Linked DNA regions of Homo sapiens: region 2 is linked to region 1. A link is a loop called in an ENCODE intact Hi-C map of the cell type or tissue named here. Cell type or tissue: CD14-positive monocyte. All regions are shown on one strand. Links, peaks and the distances in the headings refer to the core of each region. The heading gives the core; the rest is flanking DNA.

The links. Peaks named below come from ENCODE experiments on the same cell type or tissue, not always from the same donor. Only the 100,000 strongest peaks of a DNase experiment are listed, where the experiment ranks them.
Region 2: a loop joins it to region 1, with 6 times the contacts of the local background. A loop is called at or near these places in 2 of 110 quality-filtered maps.

Annotation. Positions count from the first base shown.
Region 1 is chr1:93,418,969-93,427,930 of GRCh38, reverse strand. No RefSeq gene overlaps it. Among named protein-coding and RNA genes, the nearest start is that of FNBP1L, 25 kb to the left of the region's middle. In CD14-positive monocyte, for the core only: no CTCF peak of the experiment used is centred there; no DNase peak of the experiment used is centred there.
Region 2 is chr1:93,368,928-93,377,889 of GRCh38, reverse strand. DR1 (down-regulator of transcription 1) reads right to left here. Exons shown (of 3, transcript NM_001938.3): 3 at 8,397-8,962. Among named protein-coding and RNA genes, the nearest start is that of DR1, 28 kb to the right of the region's middle. In CD14-positive monocyte, for the core only: no CTCF peak of the experiment used is centred there; no DNase peak of the experiment used is centred there; H3K27ac peaks cover 354 bases.

The DNA of each region.
Region 1 (8,962 bases), core at 727-8,726:
CTACTGGCCTGGATCCTACGGCTGCCAAGGGCAAGCCAGGCATGGAGTGGTGAGAGATGTGTGAGTGAGCAAGCATGGGGTCCAGCCACTGTGCACAGTCAGGCATGCCAGCTGCTGCAGTGGGGCAGGAAGCTCCAAGTACCGGCATGGGTGCCGGCTTTCTGCAAGGCTGTGGCTGGACCAGGCATACCAAAAGCAGCTTCCAAGGCTGCCACTGGGAAATGCAGTGGCACCCAGAAGCTTAGAGACTCTAGGAACTGCAGGACCCCAAAGAGGGAGTCACAACTCTAGCTCAGGGAGTTCCCAGGTCTGGGCTTCCCGAAGGGCCACAGCTCTTCTCTCCTTCTCTTCACCTGCAATGTGGCAAGCAAGGGGCATGTTTCAGCCCTGTTTGTGTTACAGCTCTTTTAGCCCCACCATTTGACAGGCCCTGAGTTCTGTCCTGCTACCAGGAAGAATGAAGTATGCAGACAAGTGGAGGGTGAGCAAGATGAGAGGGAGCTTTATTGAGGGATAGAACAGCTTAGAGGAGGCCCACAGTAGGTAGCTCCTTTACACAGCTAGGGTATCCTGATGAGTGTTTCGCTCCTAGCAGAGAGGAGGCCTTGGAGGGGGAGCCTCCTCTGCAGGTAGATTGTCTTATCATATCTGCTGCTTTCAGCAGAGAGGAGGCCCTGGAGTAGGTTGTTCCTTTCTGCAGCTGGTTATCCCAATGTATCTGTAGCTTTCAGCAGAGAGGAGGCCATGGAGTGGGTAGCTCCTCTCTGCAGCTGGTCGTCCCAACATCTGCTGCTCTCAGCAGAGAAGAGGCCCTGGAGTGGGTAGCTCCTCTCTGCAGCTGGTCATCCTGAAGTCTACTCAGCTCTGGCTGAGCCCAGAGCTTTTATGGGCCTCAGAGGGGAGGAATTAAGCACTGATTGGTCCATGGGTGGCCATGGGTCCGGAAAAGGCCCCAGAAGTTCGCACTCTGGTCTGTGGAACTGGTAGCCCGGTCACCAGCCTTCAGGCCTTCCCTGGCCTGAAGGTGAGGCCTCACCAGGAACTCACCCCCTTCCACCCAGGAACCTATCTGCTTCCTGTGGCCATTTGTGGTGCCCAGGCTGTAAGTGCCTAGGGGTGCCTGCAGGCCAGCACCAAGATGCCCTCAGTCCCCATTGGCTTCCCTCCTATGCTCATCAATGCCCAAAGTCTGGAGGGGGCCCAGGCAGCAGGGAGCTTGTGTGTCAGCACTGTTCCGAGTGTGTGCACACCTGGCCATGCTGTGACAGCACCTGGGCTCAGCCCTGACTTTGCAGCAAGGTCAGAGTGAGCACCAATAGCAGGGAGAAGCCAGTCAGTGGGAGCAGGCATTTCTGAGTCTGCAACGGTGGTGTGGGGCCTTCTGAGGCCCTGAAGAGTGTAAGGATGTCTGAGTCCACAGCCATGGTTTGGGCAGCTGCAGCTATGGTGTTGTGGGGTAGGGCTCCTGCCTGTTCCATGGAGTAGGAGACCCAGGTCCACAACCACAACTTGGGCAGCTGCAGTTGTACCCAGGGAGCTCCTGCCCCACCAACTCAGAAGGGGAGGGGCTCCCACCTGTTCCTGGCTCCTGCTGGCTCCATGGAATGTGCAGCCTAGCTGTGCCTCCCTGCTGCAGCTGGCGTGATGGGAGCAGCTGCTCCAGAGAGGCTGCCACTGTTATCATCACTATATTGCCCAGGCTGGTAAAACAACTTTTTTTGAGATATAATTCACATATCATACACTTCATCCACTTAAAATATATAATTTAATGGCTTTAGTATGACAGAATTTGGCAAGTATCATCATGATCAATTTTAGAACATTCTCATTATTCCCAAAAAGAGATCCCCTATACCTAAGCAACCTTCCCCTCCATTTATCCATTCTCCTCAGCCATAGGCAACCATTAGATTTGCCTATTCTGGATATTGTGTATAAATGAAATCATGCAATATCTGGTCATTTGTGACTTTTTTTTTTCAATTAGTATTGTGTTTTCAAGGTTCATCCATGTTGTAAAATATATCAGTACTTTATTCCTTTTTATTCACAAATAATATTCCATTATATGGATATAACATATTTTATTTATCTATTCATTATCATCTGTTGATGGATAGTTGGGTTGTGTTCACTTTTGGACCATTATCAATAATGATGCTATCAATATTAGATATATGTTTCTGTGTAGACTTATGTTTGTATTTCTCTGTACATACCTGGACATGGAATTACTGGGTCATATGGTAAGTCTATGTTAACCATTTAAGAACTTCCAGACTGTTTTTCAAAGCAGCTGCATCATTTTACATTCCCACAGCAGTGCATTAGAGTTCTAATTTCTCCATATCTTCACTAACACTTGTTCTTATTTTTGTTTTGGATTATAGCCATCCTAGTGGGTGTGAAGCAATACCTCATTGTAGTTTTAACTTGCATTTCCTTGATGTGTAGTATAAATCTTTAATTTATCATAATCTGCCTTCAAGAATTATGATACTTCATGTATGGTATAATAACCTTACAACAATATACATCTGTTTTCCCTCCCCTGCCTTTGTGCTATTTTCATGCATTTTACTCCTTCAGATGTTATAAGCATCACAATGCATTGTTATTAAGTTTTTTTGATATGGGGTCTCTCTCTGTTGCCAGGCCGGAGTGCAGTGGTGCAATCACAGCTCACTTGTAGCCTCAACCTCCTGAGGGGCTCAAGCAATCCTCCCACATCAGCCTCCCAGGTAGCTGGGACCTCAAGAACTTACCACCACACTCAGCTAATTTTTAAATTATTTTGTAAAGTTGGGGTCTTGTTATGGTGCCCAGGCTAGTCATGAACTTCTGAGCTCTAGTGATCTTCCCACGTTAGCCTCCCAAAGTGCTGGGATTATAAGTGTGAGCCACCATGACTGGCTCATTGTTATTAATCTTGCCTTAAATACCTAGTTATCTTTTTAAAGAATTTTATTGAGATATAATTAACAATACCAGGCATGGTGGCGCATGCCTGTAGTCCCAGCACTTTGGGAGCCCAAGGTGGGTGGATTGCTTGAGCTCAGGAGATCAAGACCAGCCTGGGCAACATGGCGAAAGCCCATCTCTACAGAAAATACAAAAAATTAGCTAGGCATGGTGATGCATGCCTGTAGTCCCAGCTACTTAGGAGACTGAGGTGGGAGAATCACCTGAGCCAAGGAAGTTGAGGCTGCAAGGCTTCAATGAGCCATTATCACACTACCGCACTCCAGCCTGAGTGATAAGGTGAGACCTTATCTCAAAAAAAAAAAAAGAGAGAGAGAGATAATTAACAAGCTATACAATTCACTCACCTAAGGTGCACAATTCAACAGTTTTTAGCATATTCACAGACTTGTGCAACCATCATTTTAGAGAATTTCATCATCCCAAAAAGAAACCCCTAACCCATTAGCAGTCACTCTCCATTTTCCCCCAATCCTCCAACCCCTAGGCAATCACTAATCTGTGTCTATAGATTTGCCTATTCTGGCCATTTAAGGTAAATGAATCCCTATCATATGTGGTCTTTTGTGACTGGCCAGCCAATTTTTTTTTTTCTTAAGAGATAAAGGTCTCGCTTTGGCGCTCAGGCTGGTCTTGAACACCTGAACTCAAATGATCCTCCTGCTTCAGCCTCTGAAGTAGCTGGTACTACTAGAACATGTCACCACACATGGCTTCAATTATCTTTTAAAGAAATTTTTTAAATTAGCAAGAAGAGTATTTTATCTTTGCCCACATTTTCACCATTTCCAGTGCTCTCTTCATTCCTTTGTGTAGTTCCAGGTTTTCATGTGGTATCACTTCCCTTCTGCTTGGCAGATTTCTTTCTTTTCTTTAATTTTCTTTTCTTTTCTTTTTCTTTTCTTTTTTTTTTTTTTTTTTTGACGGGGTCTCGCTCTGTTACCCAGGCTGTAGTGCAGTGGTGCGGTCTTGGCTCACTGCAAGCTCCGCCTCCCGGGTTCACGCCATTCTCCTGCCTCAGCCTCCTGAGTAGCTGGGACTACAGGTGCCCGCCACCACGCCTGGCTAATTTGTTTGTATTTTTAGTAGAGACGGGGTTTCACCAGGATGGTCTTGATCTCCTGACCTCGTGATCCACCTGCCTCGGCCTCCCAAAGTGCTGGGATTACAGGCGTGAGCCACCGCGCCCAGCCTCTTCTTTCATTTTTTTTTAAGACAGAGTCTCACGCTGTAACCCATGCTGGAGTGCAATGGCACAATCTTGGCTCACTGCGGCCTCTGCGTCCTGGGTTCAAGTAATTCTCGTGCTTAAGCCTCTTGAGTAGCTGGAATTACAGGTACCTGCCAATACACCCAGCTAATTTTTTGTATTTTTTAGTAGAGATTGGGTTTCACCATGTTGGCCAAGCTGGTCTTGAACACCTGGCCTCAAGTGATCCACCCACCTCGGCCTCCCAAAGTGCTGGGATTACAGGTGTGAGCGATGGCACCCAACCCTTTTAGCATTGTAGTGCAATTCTGCTGGCATTAAATTTTCTCTCTCTCTCTCTCTCTCTCCATATATATATATAATTTATAAACAACAGAAATTTATTCTCACAGTCCTGGAGGCTGAGAAGTTCAACAACAAGGAGCTGGCAGGTTTGGTGTCTGATGAGAGCCCAGATCTCTGCTTCCAAAATAGTGTCTTGAATGTTGCATCCTTACATGGCGAAAAGGATGGAGAGCAAAGTAAAAGGGGGAGTTTTTATATATTCAATAAAGCCTTTATTTTGCCTTTTTTTGAAAGATATTTTTACCCAGTATAGAACGTTAGTTTGATTTTTTTCAGTGTTTTGCCAACAATGTTCCACCATCTTTTGGTTTGCATTATTTTCAACAAGAAATATGCTGGATTTTTAAATCTTTGTTCTTCTCAATTTTTTTTGTTGTCCTAGCCCTCCTTTTCAGGGATTTCAGTTATACACACATTAGGCCACTTGAATTTGTCCCAAAGTTCAACTTTTTTTCTTTCTGTGTGTCATTTTGGGTAATTCCTATTGCTACATATTATATTTTCTTCCACTGTCTAATCTACTATTAATCCCACCCAGTGTACTTTAAAAAATCTCGGCCAGGTGCAGTGGCTCAGGCCTGTAATCCCCGCACTTTGGGAGGCTGAGGCGGGAGGGTCACGAGGTCAGGAGATCAAGACCATCCTGGGAAACACGGTGAAACACCGTCTCTACTAAAAATACAAAAAAAAATTAGCCGGGCGTGGTGTTGGGCGCCTGTAGTCCCAGCTACTAGGGAGGCTGACACAGGAGAATGGCATGAATCCGGGAGGCAGAGCTTACAGTGAGCTGAGATCGCACCACTGCACTCCAGACTGGGCGACAGGGCGAGACTCTGTCTCGAAAAAAAAAAAAATCTCAGAGCCTGTATTTCTCATCTATATTAGTTTGATTTAAATTTCTCTATATCTTCTATGTTTTTCTTTAACATGCTTATGCTTTCCTCTGCCTTCTTGAACACATAAGTTATATAACAGTTATAGTTATAATAATTTATACTGTCTACTAATTTGATGATAGAAACATTGATAATAACAGATGATAATCTATGCCATTCTAGTGTCTATTTCTTTCAAGTAATTTTTCTCCTGTTATAAGTCATATTTTTCTGTTTCCTTGTATCCCTAATAATTTTTCACTGGATGCTTGACATTGGAGTTTTATGCCATTTGATGCTACATAATTTATATTCCTTTTGATATTCTTGAGCTTTGTTCAGTTAAGTTACTTGAAAATAGTTTGTTCCTTCTGAGGCTTTCCCTCAAGCTTTGTTCGTGGGACAAGAGTAGCTTTTAGTTTACAGCTCATTTTGCCTCATTACTGAAGCAATACCCTGTGTGTATTCCACCTCATGTCCCATGTATTACCAATTTTTTTTCACTCTGGCGGGTGGACTCCTGTGTGATCTCCAGGGATTGTTCCAGGGATTGTTCTTCCTGCTCATCTCTGGTGATTCTCTCAGCAGCCCTAAATAATTTCTTTCTACATACACTTTGGTGAGTTTGGGAGGCAGGCGGATCACGAGGTCAGGAGATAGAGACCATCCTGGCTAACACAGTGAAACTCCGTCTCTACAAAAATACAAAAAAATTAGCTGGGCATGGTGGCGGGTGCCTATAGTCCCAGCTACTCAGGAGGCTGAGGCACGAGAATAGCGTGAACCCGGGAGGCGGAGCCCGCAATGAGCCAAATCACGCCACTGCACTCTGGCCTGGGTGACAGAGCAAGACTCCGTCTCAAAAAAAAAAAAACCAAGAAAAAAAAAAGACTCAAGAAGGGCTGGGCACGGTGGCTTATGCTTGTGATCTCAGCATTTTGGGAGACCGAGGTGGGAGGATTGCTTGAGACCAGGAGTCCCAGACCAGCCTGGGCAATATAGGGAGAACCCCGTCTCTACCAAAAAAAAAAAAAAAAAAGAAAAGACTCAAGGACAACTTGGCAAATATCCGAAGCTCTCTTTCTCTATTTAGTTCTCTCTTTTCCATGAAGCTCTCTCCTCACCAGTACTCTGCCAAGTGAAATCTAGCTACCTTGCCCTGTGTGAATTCTCAACTCTGTTTCCTCTATTCAAGGAGACCATCAAGATCTGTTTCCTCTATTCAAGGAGACCATCAAGATCTGTTTGAGTCCTCCCTTCCTGTGGTATGGCCTGGAAACTCTCCTCTGTCAGTAACTGAAGCTACTGAGCTAAATGAGGCTCACCTCATTTGTTCCCCTTCATCCCGCCTGTTGTCCAATGTCTGAAATCCTTATGTGGTAGATAGAATAATGACATCCTCCCAACCACAAAATGTTTATGTCCCAATTCGCAGAACCTGTGAATATATTAAGTGGCAAAAGGGACTTTGCCTGTGTAATCAAATTAAGGATCTTGAGATTGGGAGGTTATCCTGGATTATTCAAGTAGGCTTACTGTATTGATAAGGGGTCCTTATAGGCGAAAAGGGGAAGCAGGGGAATTAGAGTGAGAGAAGGAGATGTGATGACGGAGCACAGGTCAGAATGATGTGTTGCTGGCTTTGAAGATTGATGAAAGCCAAAAAATAATGAATACATAAGCCAATTTCCCAGCCTCTAGAATGTAGAAAAAACAAGGAAACAAATTCTCCCCTAGGTCTTCCAGGAGGAATGCAGCCCTGCTGACACCTTGATCTTAGCCCAGTGAGATCCATTTTGGACTCTTCAGAACTGTAATATAATACATTTGTGTTTTATGTAATATATTTTTATATAATATATATATTTTATATTATATAATTATATATAATATAAAACGTATTAAAAATATATTAAAACATATATTAAAAATATGTTTTTAAAATATATTTTTAAAACATATATATTTAAAAATATAATAAAAACATATTTAAAAACATATAATAAAACATATATTATATATATGTTGCTGTTGTTATACCGCAAACTTGTTTTAAGGCACTAAGTTTGTGGTAAATTGTTACAACTGCAATAGAAAAATAATATACCTCCTTTCTATATATTTTATTCAGTTTTTGATTTGTTTAAAATGTGAGTGTGCTCCATTGCTCATCAAGGCAACTCAAAAACACAGACTCTGCAGTTTCTTTTTCTTTTCTTTTTTTTTTTTTTTTTTTTTGAGATGGAGTCTCACTCTGTTGCCCAGGCTGGAGTGCAATGGCACAATCTCAGCTTACTGCAACCTCCACCTCCCAGGTTCACCTCCACCTCCCAGGTTCACCTCCACCTCCCTGCCTCAGCCTCCTGAGTAGCTGGGATTACGGGTGCCCACCACTACGCCTAGTTAATTTTTTGTATTTTTAGTAGAGACAGGGTTTCACCATGTTGGCTAGGCTGGTCTTGAACCCCTGACCTCATGATTCACCCACCTCGGCCTCCCAAAGTGCTGGGATTACAGGCGTGAGCCATTTTGCCTGGCCTCTTTTTCTTTTCTTTCTTTCTTTTTTTTTTTTTTTTGAGACAAAAGTCTTGCTCTGCTGTCCAGGCTAGAGTGCAGTGGCACAATCTCAGCTCACTGCAACCTCTGCCTCTGGGGTTCAAGTGATTCTCCTGCCTCAGCATCCCGAGTAGCTGGGACTACAGGTGCATGTCACCATGCCTGGCTAATTTTTTGAATTTTTAGTAGAGACAGGATTTCACCATGTTGGTCAGGCTGGTCTCAAGCTCCTGACCTCAAGTGATCTGCCTGCATCGCCCTCCCAAAGTGCTGAGATTACAGGCAGGAGCCACTGTGCCCAGCACAGACTCTGCAGTTTCTACACACAACCACATTCGTGATATTTGTACTTAGCACAATAGGCTCCATTCTTGTGGGCACATAGACTCCATTTATCAGCTTCCTTTGCAGTTGGTTTTGGCCATGTGACTTGTGTTCTAGCCAATGAAAGAGGAGCAGAAGTGAACAGTGTCATGGTCTATCCATACAATGAAATACTCTTCAACAATAAAAAGGAGCAAACTACTGACACATGGTATGTCACAATGAATCTCAAAAACATTGTGCTGCATGAAAGAAACCAGAAACAAGAGACCACATATTGTGTATGATTCCATTTAAATAAAATGTCCAAAATAGGCAAATCCATAGAGAGAGAAGATACAGTAGTGTCGCCCAGTGGGATAGAAACAGATTAACAGGAAATGGGCACAAGAGATCTTACTGGGAGCATAAAAGTGTGCTAAAACTGACAGGGTAATGGTTACACCGCTTGGAAAAGCTACCAAAAATCACTGAATTATACACCTGAAAAGGAGAAACTTCATGATCAGTAAAAAAAAAACCTCAATAAAGTTGTTTTCTTAAAAATAAAGAATAAAGATGAAAATGCGAATCCAGTCTGTTACCTCATCATGGCCTGAAGCAAAAGTCCCTGCCAATTCTTTCTTTTTCTCTTTTGTCTTAATCCAAGCCCACAATTCCAGTCAGG
Region 2 (8,962 bases), core at 399-8,398, 50 kb after region 1:
GTTTTTTTTGTTTTGTTTTTTTTTTTTAATCCATTAAGTTACTCTGTCTTTTGATTGGAGGGTTTCATCCATTTAAATTCAATATTATTATTGATAAGTAAGGCCATAGTCCTACCATTTTGTTATTTGTTTTCTGGTCTTCCTTCTTTTCTTCCTTCCTGTCTTCCTTTTAGTGAAGGTGATTTTCTTTGGTGGTTGTTTCAATTTCATTTTTTGTGTATCTTTTCCATATTTTAAAATCTGAGTTTACCATGAGGCTTGCAAATAATGTCTGACAACCCATTATTTTAAACTGATGACAAATTAACATTGATTCCATAAACAAAGAGAAAACTAATAACTTTAACTCTGTCCCCAACTTCTTAACTTTTTATTGTTTCTATTTATCTTATTGTACTATGTCTTGAAAAGTTATTACTTTTTTTTACTGGTTCATCTTTTTGTCTTTCTACTTAACATATGGGTAGTTTACACACCACAGTTTACAGTGTTATTATATCCTTTGTTTTTCTGTGTAGTACTATTACCAGTGAGTTTTGTACCTTCAGATGGCATGATCTCGGCTCACTGCAGCCTCCACCTCCAGGGTTCAAGCAATTCTCCTGCCTCAGCCTCCTGAGTAGCTGGGACTACAGGCATGCACCACCATGCCCAGCTAATTTTTGTATTTTTAGTGGAGACGGGGTTTTGCCATCTTGGCCAGGCTGGTCTTGAACTCCTGACCTCAGGTAATCTGCCTGCTTCGGCCTCCCAAAATCCTGTGATTACAGGCATGAGCCACCACGCCGGCCAGGAATGTCTTTTCTTCCCTTCGCATTTGAAGGATATTTTCACTGGATATACTATTCTAGGCTAAAAGTTTTTTTTCCTTCAGCACTTTAAATATGTCATGCCACTCTCTCCTGAGCTGTTAGGTTTCCACTAAAAAGTCTGCTGGAGACATACTGGAGCTGTGCTGTGTTATTAATATTTGTTTCTTTTCTCTTGCTGCTTTTATGTTTCTTACTTTATCTCTGATCATTGGGAGTTTCATTTTTAAATGTCTTGAGGTAGTCAAGAGCCAATAATTCTTAAATTTGTCCTTTTGAGGGCAAATCTATATCTTGCAGGTGTGCTTCATTCTTTCTTATTGTTTCCTTTTGTCTCCTCTGTGCATAGCTTGTCTTCAAGCTTACTAATTCTTTTGCTTGATAAATTCCGCAGTTAAGGCTGATACATTCTTCAATATATCAATCACATTTTTCAACTCCAGAATTTCTGCTTGCTTCTTTTTATTTCAACCTCTTTGTTCAGTTTATGTGATAGAATTCTGAATTGTTTCTCTGTGTTATCTTAAATTTTGTTGAGTTTCCTCAAAACAGCTATTTTGAATTATCTGTCTGAAAGATCACATTATCTCTATCTCTCTATGATTGGTCACTTGTACTTTATTTAGTTTGTTTGGTGAGGGCATGTTTTCTTGGAGGGTCTTGATGCTTGTGGTTGTTTGTCAGTGTCTGGCCATTGAAGAGTTTATTGTAGTCTTCACAGTTTTGACTTGTTTGTACCCCTATTTTAGGCCCTAGCTTTGAGACTTTCTTCTTGAGAAGGCTTTCTAGGTATTTGAAGGAACTTGGGTGTTGTGATCTAAGTCTTTGGTCACTGCAGCCATATTTGCATTAAGGGGCACTCCAAGCCCAGTAACGTGGTGGTCTTAGATAAGTTCCAGAAGAATTATCTGGATTACCAGGCAAAGACTCTTGTTCTCTTCCCTTAGTTTCTCCCAAACCAATGTAGTCTCTCTTTATGCTGAGCTGCGTGGAGCTGGGGGAGGGGTGACACAAGCACCCCTGTGACACAAGCACCACTGGGACTGTGCTGGGTCAGACCTGCAGCCAGCACAGCACTGGTCCTCGCCCAAGGCCCATGATAAACACTGCCTAGCTACCACCTATGTTTGCTCAAGGCCCTAGGGCTCCACCATCAGCAGATGGCAAAGTCAAGCTTGCGTCCTTCCCTTTAGGGAAGCAAGTTCTCTCCCCACCCCCCACCCCAAGTCCTGGGCAGGTTCAGAGATGCCACCTGAGAACCAAGCCTGGATTTTGAAACCTTAGGAATCTACCTGGTGTTCTATGCTACTGCAGCTGAACTGGCCTCCAAGCCATAAGACAAAGTCCTTCTCACTCTTCCCTCCTCTTTCTACAAGCAGAGGAGTCTCTTTCCATGGCCACCACTGCCCCAGGCCCACAGTAAGTACCGCCTGTCTACCTCTAATGTTCATTCAAGGCCCAAGGGCTCTTCAATCAACTTGTGGTGAATGTTGCCAGGCCTGGGACTCTCCCTTCAGGGCAGTGGACTCCCCTCTCATCCAGGGCAGGTCCAGAAATGCCTTCCACAAGCCAGAGCCTGGAATCGGGGACCCCAAGAGCCCACTTGGTGCTCTACCCCACTATGGCCAAGCTGGTACCTAAAGCTGCAAGGCAAAGTCCTCTTTACACTCCCACTTCCTTTTCTCAAGCAGGAATTCTTCCCTGTAGCTACCACAGCTGAGAATGTGCTGGCTAACATCTAAGGTCAGTATGTCTCTGAGTCTCATTCGAGGCCTATGGTGAACATTGCCTGGGTACCCGCTGCTTATTTTTCACAGCCCAAGGGCTCCTTAGTCAGCAGGTGATGAATCCTGCCAGAAAGGCCTTTCCCTTCAAGGCAGAGGGTTCCTTTCTGGTCCACGGTGTGTCTAGAAATGTCATCTGGGAGTTAGGGCTTAAAATGGGGACCTCAGGAATCTGCCTTATGTCCTGAGGCATAAGGTGGTATCCAGGTTGCAATGTGGCTGAGGTGGTATCCAGGTTGCAAGGCCAACTCCTCTTTATTCTTTCCTCTCCTCTCAAGCAGAAGAAGCCTCTCCTAGAGCTGCACTGCCTTGGGTTGGGGGAGGGATGGTGCAAGCATTCCCTTTGCTGCCCAGCTGGTGTCTCGCTGGGTTGCATACCCCCAAGTCTACTGGCTCCAAGGCCAGTACAGCATGAGGAGTCGCCTAGGAACTGCAGTCCTTGTGGCCTAAGCTGCCTTTCAAGTTTATTTAGAACCTTTGCAGTGGCAAGGCTTGCCAGAACACAGGTTCCAACCTCTGCGGTGGGCAATTCCCTTCGGACTGGGGTTTGTGTAAATGCTCCCTCTGTGGGCACTGGCTGAATTCTGCCCAGTGTTGCTTTCTGCTGTGACATGACTGTGCAACTCATTCAATGCAAAGTCCCATAATAACTGTGCTCTCCCCTCTCCAGCACACAGATTCTCTCTCCATGCCACATGGTGCTGACAGGCAATAGAGTGGCTGGCAGTTCAGTCTAGGCCACAAGGGCTGCAATTCTTGGGCAAGTGCTCATGCTGTACTGGGCTTGGAGTCAGTGAACTTCAGGGGCATGCAACCCAGTGAGATGCCAGCTGAGCAGCCAAGGGAATACTTGCACCACCCCTCCCCTAACCCAAGGCAGCACAGCTCTGGGAGACTCCTTCCTTCTGCTTGAGAGGAGACGAAAGAATAAAGAGAACTTTGCTTGGTCAGCCACAGTAGGACAGGACACCATGAGGAGTCCTGAGGCCACCATTCCAGGACCTAGCTCCCAGATGACATTTCTAGACACATCATGGGACAGAAGGGAATCCTGTGTCTTTCCTACCCTCTTAAGTGCCTTTCAGTAATAAAAAGGTAAAGCCAGGTGTTGTGATCACTGACCTGATTTTTGGTTCTTATGAAGGTGCTATTTTTGTGTGGATAGTTGTTCAATTTGGTGTTCCTGTGGGGAGGATGATTGGGGAAGGCTTCTATTCAGCCATCTTGCTCCGCCTCACAGCGTCCCTGTTAGGGTTCTGTCAACTGTAGGCATTTGCAAGAGATTAAAAAGCTGAACGACATGGAAACAATCTTCTGGCTCAGGTAGTGGTGGTACCAGCAGACTATGGTACCCAACTGTCATAAGAGTAGGCTCCTGTAGAACCTGGATAGCAGCTGGACATTGGATCTTATGGTGGCAGCACTGGCTGCATGGGGGACAGAGGAGCACAACTCTGTTAAAGTCATCGTGTAGTATGGGTTGACTACTGGCTCCAGAGGAAGAAGTAGCTTACTATACTTCCTCATTTCTGGGCAACACCACCTCTTTTTGCTCCACCAGCCCTTCTAACAATTTCATCATTTAGTTTTGTCTATTAAATCCCTCCTTACTTAAAATATTGCAGGTGACTTCCATTTTTCTTTTTTTTTTTTTTTTTTTTTTTTGAGACAGAGTCTCGCTCTGTCGCCCAGGCTGGAGTGCAGTGGCACGATCTCAGCTCACTGTAAGCTCCGCCTCCGGGGTTCACGCCATTCTCCTGCCTCAGCCTCCCAAGTAGCTGGGACTACAGGCGCCCGCCACTACGCCCGGCTAATTTTTTGTATTTTTAGTAGAGACGGGGTTTCACCGTGTTAGCCAGGATGGTCTTGATCTCCTGACCTCGTGATCCGCCCGCCTCGGCCTCCCAAAGTGCTGGGATTACAGGCGTGAGCCACCGTGCCCGGCCGTGACTTCCATTTTTCTTATCAATTGTATGGCATAACATTTTATCTGGCATTCCTAGAATCAGAAAATGTGCTATGCTGGAAAAATTATTTTTCCAGGTAAGTTTAAACCTTTCAAGACTAAAATACCAATTTTCCTGAAATTTTTAATTAAATGTTTCACATATGGTCCTTTCTTCCTAAACAGAGTATTTGAAATACAATTTTTTTCTCCTTTTCCATTATCCCCACTGAATATTCACTATCTTTTGTGTTTTAAATGGTCTCAGGTTGAAGCTCTACGGACAGATGGTATGGTACTCTAGGTGAAATTAGTACTGACCAGAAGCAGATACTTACAAGTTCAATAGCAAATACCTTCACTGTTGCAGTTACTAGAGACAAAGAGTTGGTGACAACATGCTTACTTTTCCCTGGACACTCTGACAGAAAAATATCTAAGCAAATAAATGATAAGGAATGATGGACATAAAAATAGAAATATATACAACAGGCACAGATTATACAGAGGAAAAGACTACTGACTATAATCTGGAGATGACAGAAAAAGCTCTACATGGGTACTGAATTATAAGCTGCATCTTGCAGTATGAACAAAGGTTTGACAGGAAAAGAGCATTTCAAAGCAGGGAAGAACCTGTGCAGACAGGTGTGGTAGCTAGTCTCCAAAGATGGTTTCCAACATTTATCCCCATTCTATATGCTTATATCTTCTCCCCTTGAATCTGGACTGGCCCTGCAATTGCTCTGACCAATAGAATGTGATGGAGGAGCTGTTTTGGGACTTCTGAGCCCAGCACTTAGGAGGACTAGCAGTTTCTACTTCCTTCCCCCTGGTAACACTCTTGAGATGTTCATTCTTAGAATCCCACTAAGCTAAAGAAAGCTCAAGCCACATGGAGGAGAATCAGGGCGCTGCAACTGGCCACCCCAGCTGAGATCCCACCTGATAGTACCAGCTAATGGTCATACAAGTTAGCCATCTTGGACCTTTTAATTAATCCCTCAGATTAATTAAATAATATAGCATATGAAGAACTGCTCAGCTGAGCTCATTCAATTATCAGAATTGTAAGAGATAATGATTGTTGTTTTAAGCTGCTAAATTTTGAGGGTTTTTTGTTTGTTTTTTGTTTTTTTTTGAGACAGGGTCTTGCTCTGTCACCCAGGATGGAGTGCAGTGGCATGATCTCAGCTCACTGCAGCCTCAAACTCCTGGGCTCAAGCGATTCTCCCATCTCAGCCTCCCAAGTAGCTGGCACTACAGGCACATGCCACAATGCCGACTACTTTTTGTATTTTTTGTAGAGATGGGATTTCGCCATGTTGCCCAGGCTGGTCTCGAACTCCTGGGCTCAAGCAATCCACCTGCCTTGGCCCTCCAAAGTGCTGGGATTATAGGTGTAAGCCACTATGCCTGGCCAAGGTGATTTCTTATGCAGTGAAAAGGCCCTGTCTGGGTGCAGTGGGTCATGCCTATAATCCCAACAATTTGGGAGGCCAAGATGGGAGGATCACTTGAGCCCAGGGGTTTGAGACCAGCCTGGGCAACATAGTGAGAGCCTATCTCTCCTAAAAAAAATTAGCCAGGCATGGTGGCGCACACCTGTAGTCCCAGCTACTGGGGAAGAAGAGACCGGAGTGAGCTATGATCAAGCCACTGCACTTCAGCCTAAGTAACAGAGTGAGACCCTGTCTCAAAAAAAAAAAGGAAAAAAATAAGGCTCTGGCATGACTGAAAGTTACAGATGATCAAAGGAGTTCTCACAGTTTCTCATATCTGGGCAATCGTGCCTGCCTTGCCTTTTTTGCTCCTCCAGTTCTTCTTGTAATTTCATTACCTAATCCCTATATTAAATCACTTTTTGCTTGAAGTATCTTTTTTTTTTTTGAGACGGAGTTTTTGCTCTTGTTGCCCAAGCTGGGGTGCAATGGCATGATCTCGGCTCACCGCAACCTCCGTCTCCTAGGTTCAAGTGATTCTCTTGCCTCAGCCTCCTGAGTAGCTGGGATTACAGCACCCGCCACCAAGCCTGGTCAATTTTTGTATTTTTAGTAGAAACGGGGTTTCACCATGTTAGCCAGGATGGTCTCGAACTCCTGACTTCAGATGATCCGCCTGCCTCAGCCTCCCAAAGTGCTGGGATTACAGGTGTGAGCCACCGCGCCTGGCCTGCTTGAAATATCTTAAGGTGCTTCTGTTTCGCTAGCTAACCATGTGGAAAACATTTTGTTATCTTGTATTTCTAGAACCAGAGAATGCTATGCCAAAAAAATAAATTTCTTCTGATAATTTCAACCTTTTCAATATTGAAATACTGTATTCCTGAGTTTTTCTTAAATGGTTTATTCATGCACCTTTCTTTTCTTTTTTTTAGAGACAGGGTCTCACTCTGTTGTCTAGGTTAGAGTATGATACAATCATAGCTCACTGCAGCCTCAAACTCCTGGGCTGAAGTGATCCCCCTGCCTCAGCCTTCCAAAGCACTAGGATTACATATGTAAGCCACCATGCCTGGTGTAGACCTTTCTTCTTAAACACAGCATATGAAATGCAATTTTTTCTTCTTTTCCATTATTACCATTAAATATTTACCAAGTTCCTATCATGTATTGTATAGTTTTCTAGGAACAAATGGTATAGAGTATCAGGTGAACTGAGGGCTAACTACAAGTAGATTACTTGTAATTTCAAGTGCAAAAACCTTTACTGTGTCAGTTGCTAGGATACTGAGAGGATAATTAAATGGTCCCTGTCCTCTAGAAGCTCCCACTATAACAGAAATAGATTTGTCAACAAATAAATTATAATATGCTAGGAAGAATTCAAAAATAGAAATATCTACCACACATAATCAAAGAAAGGGTGATTACACATAAAAGTATCAGAGAAAACTTCATATAGGAGCTAAAATTTAAGCTGGGTCATGAGGTATGGTTTGAAGTTTGCCAGGTAAAGATGGGAAAAGGTTACTCCAGAGTTGGGAGGAAGCATGCACAAAGGTAGTTAAAGTGATAGCATTATTTAGCCCAGATTTCATTACGATTAAGAGATTATAGAAAACAAAGTTGAGGTGTGCTGTGAAACATACTTTTTATGTAATACTTAAGAGTTTGGACTTTATACTATTATCACCAAGGAGCAGAGAAGCCTCATATTCGCTTTCGTATTTCAGAAAAATAACACTGGTGGCAATGTGAAGGATAGACTGGGACAAGGAAGGACTGGCAGCAAGGCAAGTTAGGAGGCTACTGCAAGCTTCAGAAGAGAATCAATAAAGCTACAAAGTGAGGAATGGTAGTTGCCTAACCTCCAAGGCAGCATGATTAGAATTCTGTGTAAAATAATTCCTAAAATAGTTCTTTCTCCTAAAATAATTCCTAAAATATAAGGGTTATCCTTATATATTGATAGCTGCTGACTCATCAGTACCAATGAGATCATGATCCTTAATTTCAAATTAAGAACATGATCTTCAATTTCATTTATAGTAGTTATGGCTCATTTAAATCCTAAATAATGAGCCATAGCTACTAATTTATTTATTTTGCCACGTCCATTGCTAAAGTAGCTACTAGATGTTATTTCCTATTTGCACAACAGTAGGTTTGTTACTGGGATATGGAAAACAGGGAACTTGCAATTTAGAAAAACGCAATTTGGCCTTGTTTTTATTTTATTTTTACTCACCACTATACTAAAGGTGATGGGCTTGTTTTAAAGAGAAAGTGTACTCCAAAAGATTCCAAAATTCTGCAACATTTGGATAAGGATGAAACTAAAACCTGACACCAGGTCACTTTTTCTATAAGCTTTCTTTAGTATTTTGACCAAAAGAAAAGACATATGTAAAGCCTATACCACAAATCAACTTTATAAAATAACTTCTCATATTCTGCATAACACTGAGTGAATCATTTAGACAACAGTGGACAGAAAAAGGGAGCTGAAAATAGTAACAGACATTACCTCTGCTTCCTTAGAATGAGTTCTACAATTACCTTGCAAAAGCACACAATTTTGCTATCCTCAGGCAGGCTTATAATTTTTTTAAAAGATCTTCAAATAAAGGTCATTTATTTTAGTATTTGTTCCAGTATTTCCAGAGTATTTTTGGGGAAAAAAGTTCTAGTGGAAGAAAAATAGTTTTCATAATTACTTACATTGGGGTTCAAATCCTTCACTTGTTAGATGTTATTATATTACAGTCATCCCTTGGTATCCGCCAGGGATTGGTTCCAGGATACCCCAAGGATACCAAAATCCAAAATCCAAGGATGCTAATCATCTCTAGATTATAATATCTAACATAATGTAAATGATATATAAATATTGTTATATTATTTTTAAAATTTATACTATTTCATTGTTGGGTTATTTTTTGTTTTTTCCCCAAATGTTTTCAATCCATCAGTCCATGGTTG